2 separate regions of the Homo sapiens genome follow, and region 1 is linked to region 2. A link is a loop called in an ENCODE intact Hi-C map of the cell type or tissue named here. Cell type or tissue: CD14-positive monocyte. All regions are shown on one strand. Region 1 has its middle 15 kb from the start of ABLIM2. Region 2 overlaps SH3TC1 (SH3 domain and tetratricopeptide repeats 1).

Evidence for each region. Hi-C counts contacts between places; a loop is a spot of excess contacts. Peaks named below come from ENCODE experiments on the same cell type or tissue, not always from the same donor. Only the 100,000 strongest peaks of a DNase experiment are listed, where the experiment ranks them.
Region 1: a loop joins it to region 2, with 2.6 times the contacts of the local background. A loop is called at or near these places in 27 of 110 quality-filtered maps.

What each region holds. Positions count from the first base shown.
Region 1 is chr4:8,172,368-8,174,867 of GRCh38, reverse strand. It overlaps the pseudogene GMPSP1. Among named protein-coding and RNA genes, the nearest start is that of ABLIM2, 15 kb to the right of the region's middle. RefSeq lists an enhancer at 325-824. In CD14-positive monocyte, no CTCF peak of the experiment used is centred here; a DNase peak (open chromatin) is centred at 1,177.
Region 2 is chr4:8,220,265-8,222,764 of GRCh38, reverse strand. All of the region lies in intron 9 of SH3TC1 (SH3 domain and tetratricopeptide repeats 1), which reads right to left. Among named protein-coding and RNA genes, the nearest start is that of SH3TC1, 22 kb to the right of the region's middle. In CD14-positive monocyte, no CTCF peak of the experiment used is centred here; DNase peaks (open chromatin) are centred at 1,024 and 1,474; H3K4me3 peaks cover 1,307 bases; H3K27ac peaks cover 2,500 bases.

The sequences.
Region 1 (2,500 bases), 48 kb after region 2:
AGGTATACCAGTCAGGGAGTCACTAGTAATAAAGGTTCGAATAACCACAGATCTCTGGCATGAAGGCTGCTTTTGAAGTGGGTCCCTATCAAAATGTAATGGTGTCAAAATCACCGGCATCTGGCTGATTTTCCCAGCATACCCAGACTCCCTGAGAATGTTATGGGCCTCAAAATCAGCTTGGCGTAAAGTACTGAGCACCCCTGTTGTCAAGAAAGTGGGAGTAACATCTGTAGGAGGTTCTTTAACTGGTGGGCCAAATATACAAATAACTCTGTTAACGTTGTGACACATGCGAGGCATAAGCCTAGCCAGAAAAATAAGTGATTCCTAGTCAGGTTCATCTTTACTGGAGATGCCACACACGTAACTGTAGGAACGACAGTCACCCTGCACACTTACAGTTTTAATTGGCAGCAAGAAGCCATTGAGTGAATGCAGCCTAGTCTGCCTTTTCACCCAAGTTCCAGACTTTACCAAATCAATCCATCGATCGATCTAAAACCTCCAGCTCCTGGCCTGAAGATGCTTATTGCACATCTCCCTGAAGTCCCTTCTCCTATGCCATTCTGCCCCTCGCTAGCCCTGCAAGGCCAGTGCCAGCTCCCTTTTATGGAGGAGGAGCAGCGAGGGCTCAGGAAACACCTGGGTCTCACAGTTGGTCAGGGTGTGGGACGGTCCAGTCGGCCCAGTCCAGGTCTCTTGCACTCCAGAGGGCCACCAGGAAACCCAGCCCGGGGGAGGCCACAGCCAGGAGGGGGCCCCAGAGACCCTGAGAAAGGCGGGAGAGAGGGGAGGCAGGGCATGGCTAAGCCTTGGGCTGTGATGGCCACTCTTCATCGCCTCTGGCCCTGCCCCCAGAGTCCCTTCTGCCAGGCTGGCTGGCGCCTCTGCTCCTGGCCTCCAGCCCCGAGGGGCAGGTGTGGCCACCTTGGCCATGGGCAGCAGCAGGTACCTTCAGTTCCCCCTGGGGGTTAATAAGCTATGGGGAGTGATTTCCCAGGAGGAAGGGCACAAGTGGGCAGGCACTGACCCTGGTGTAGTGGACGAACATTCCAGAATCCAGACTCACCCTGGCAGAACAACTTCAACCTACTGTGTGACTTCACAGTGCACTGCGGGCCTGGTCTTCAGTCCTGGCACTGCCACCTCCGGTTCCATGACCCTGGGAACTCCCCTCTGCTGAGTCAGCCTCGGTTTCCTCATCTGTGCAAGGGCGATGGTGGTGCAGGCTCAGTGAGGGCTTCTAGGTAGCATAAGGGAATGCTGTGTGCCCAGCATAGGAGGGTGCTTATCTAGTGGTGGTGTTGTTTCAGTACTATTATTTTTTAAACTTTTATATACAGTAACAGTTACCTTGTTTGGGTTCTCACCATTCTGAGTTTTATCCTGTGCATCCATTCATTTACTCACCCACCCCTGCAAAAATAAAAGGTAATTTCATCACTTCTTAAAAACAGGTCTTTTTTTTTTTTTTTTTTTTGAGATGGAGTCTTGCTCAGTTGCCCAGGCTGGAGTGCAGTGGCATGCTCTCAGCTCACTGCAAGCTCCACCTCCCAGGTTCACGCTATTCTCTTGCTGCAGCCTCCCAGGTAGCTGGGACTACAGGCGCCCGCCACCACGCCTGGCTAATTTTTTTGTGTTTTTAGTAGAGACAGGGTTTCAGCACATTAGCCAGGATGGTCTCGATCTCCTGACCTTGTGATCCACCAGCCTGAGCCACCGCGCCGGCCTTTTTTTTTTTTTGAGACAGAGTCTTGCTGTCACCCAGGCTGGAGTGCAGTGGTGCGATCTCGGCTCACTGCAAGCTCTGCCTCCCAGGTTCACGCCATCCTCCTGCCTCAGCCTCCCGAGTAGCTGGGACTACAGGCGCCCGCCACCACGACTGGCTAATTTTTTTGTATTTTTAATAGAGACTGCGTTTCACCGTGTTAGCCAGGATGGTCTTGATCTCCTGACCTCGTGATCCCCCCACCTCAGCCTCCCAAAGTGCCGGGATTACAGGTGTGAACCACCGCGCCCGGCCTAAAAACAGGTCTCTGTGAATTCAGTGTCTTTCCCAGCGGGCGGCGGAGCTGGCTAAACGGCTCAGACGTCTGGTCCTTGTGCCATCTGGTTTGTGTGCACTGGGGTTCTCGTGTCTGTTCAGCTTTGATTCCTCTGTGGCGAGGTCAGGAGTGCCCCGTGGGTACACTGCTTGGGACCCTCATTAGGGTCAGACCTTGAAGCATACTTAGCTTGGGGGTGAGCTGGGAGTTCTCAGCTGCCTGCCTGCGTGGCCTCCCAGCACTGGAGGACAGTTAACACATCAGGGGAGCAGGGAGGTGCAGGACTCCCAGGAAACTGAGCTGTCAGAGTCAGAGAGCTGGGGGAGCCCCTCTTCGCGCCATCTGCATGTGTGGGCGGGGCCGGCTTCATGAGCACCTGCTCATGCACATCGCCCCACGAAACCGTCACCGCCAGCCTGCGGGTTGCGTGTGAACATGCCCACTGCAAAGAC
Region 2 (2,500 bases):
CCTTGATTTGACAGACAGATAGTCTCGGAGCACTACTCTCTGCCCAGGGGTAGAGACAGAGATTTAAAAACAACAACAACAACAACAAAAAGTCCAGGCATGGTGGCTCACACCTGTAATCTCAGCACTTTGGGAGGCTGAGGTGGGCGGATCACTTGAGGTCAAGGGTTCAAGACCAGCCTGGCCAACATGGTGAAACCCCCATCTCTACAAAAATACAAAAATTAGCCAGGCGTGGTGGCATGAGCCTGTAATTCCAGCTGTTCGGGAGGCTGAGGCAGGAGAATCACTTGAACAGAGGAGGAAGAGGTTGCAGTGAGCCGAGTTCACACCACTGCACTCCAGCCTGGGTGACAGAGCAAGACTTTGTCTGAAAAAAAAAAAAAAAAAAAAAAAAAAAAAACCAGATCCTGACCTCAAGGGGTGCCTTGTCTGGCCAGGGGCAGATACCCAGAAGCAGGAAAGGCTGAAACAGATGCAAACAAGTAATGGTGTCCTAGGACAGTGAGCTCCTAGGCAGCCTTCAAAGCCCCATTCCAAATGTCCCCTCCCTTATGAAGTCCCCTGTGACAGCTGCAGACAGAACCAATCCAATCTCTCCACATTGTAAACTCCCACTGATTCTGTACAACCTCAGTGCTCCCCAGAGTGCCCAACATACACTCAGGGCACTCTCATAAAGTCAGGGAGAAGAACTACAGGAAGAAACAGAGAGAGAGGGAGAGAGGGGAGGAGAAAGGAGGCAATTTTTGCTTATAGGACTAAATTACCAGTATAATATGAAGCTTTGAAATGCATCTTATTCAGATTTTAAAAAAACTTAGAGTAGCTTACAGCACATTCTACAAAATAACAGGCCTGTATTCTTTAAAAACATCAGAAAAAGACTGAAAAGCTGTTTCACATTAAGGAGGCAAGACATGACGTCTGAATAGAACACGTGGTCTGAAATTGTCATTGTCTACAAAGGCCATCATTGTGGCTCCTGGCAAAATCTGAGTAAGATCTGTAGATAATGGCATTGTATCTGCGTTCATTTCCTGATTTCGACAGTTGTACTGTAGTTATGTAAGCAGATGTCCTGGTTTTAGGAACCACATACTGCATTATTTAGGGGTAAAGGAACATCATGTTTGCAACTTACTCTCAAAGTGTTTAGAAAAAAATAGAAGTGAAAGAGAGAAAGCAATAAAGCAAATGTCATAACATGTTAACATTTGTGCAATCTGGGTGAGGGCGTGTGGGAATGTTATACTCTTTTTGCAACTTTCTTCTAAGTCTGAAATTGTGTCAAAAATAAAGTTAAAGAAAAAAAAAAAGAAGAGCTACCAGGTTGTTCACTAAATAAAAGATGAAAACCCCGGGTCTGGAATAGGAAAGATATTCAGCAAACATTTGTTGAGTGAATGAGAGAAGTCAGAATTTCTCCAGCTGTGAACAGGACTAATGGCACCCAGCCCCGTCATCCTTCTGGGTTAAAGGAAGGGAACAAACTAGCTCATTCCCTGGCTCTTCTCTGACCCCTTGTAAGTTCAGTACATGTTGACTTCACACGGCCCCCAGTGACCTGTTGAGAATTTGTGGTCTCCCTTGGAGATGGTAGGGATCAGCTAGACCAAGGATCCCCAAAGAGTGTCCCATGGAACACCAGCTCAGCCAAAAGCAAACAGGGTTGTGGAGGATTCTGGAGGTTAAGTAAGTGTGGAAAAGGCATTTCAACAGGAAAAAGATGCCTTGTTTGTGCTGGGAATCCCTGGGATCACCCACAAGGGATGTGGACAAAGCTTTTCCCCACTCCTTAGGGCATGATGAAGTCTATGATGGAGCAGTGTGTGAGAACATGCTTTGGGAACTGCTGGTCTAGCTCCTGCCATCAGTGCATGGCCTGGCCAGCTTCCAGCTGCTTCTGATGCACAGGTGCCAGAGGTACCAGAGCAGACGGACCCTTTCCATGAGGGGAACAAGTGAACGGCTTGATGAGGCATGGTGACAAACGGCCTCTGAGACCTGGTCTGAGAGGTGTTGGTCTGTCGCAGCCCTAAACATTGAACAGGACCACTGAAGACAAGCATCTCATTGGTGGGGCCAGGACCAGGATCACATGACCCAGAAGGTGGCCTCTCCATGCACCCACATTCTCTGGGCTCCTTGACTGAGGTCTTAACAAGGACAAGGCCAGGGAAACAGAATTCCATCAAAGGATGGGCACAGCTGACTCCTCTCCAAAGACCCCCTGCTGCTGCTCGCACTGGGCAGTGAGAACACAGAAGTGACCAGGGAATTCTTCTCTTGGAGTTCCCTGGCTGGGAGCAGGCAGGTCATGGGTGGCGTGTAAATCACATAGGAAGAGGCGTATGGCCAGAAGAGTGCCCCCCCCAGAGGAGCCACGGGGGCTGATGGAAGGCCCCAGGAGAACACGGGGTTCAGGGAGAGGGGGCATCCCAGGCAGAAGGACACACGTGTCACCCAGAGCAGTTTTGGAAGGCACAAGGTACTCTGT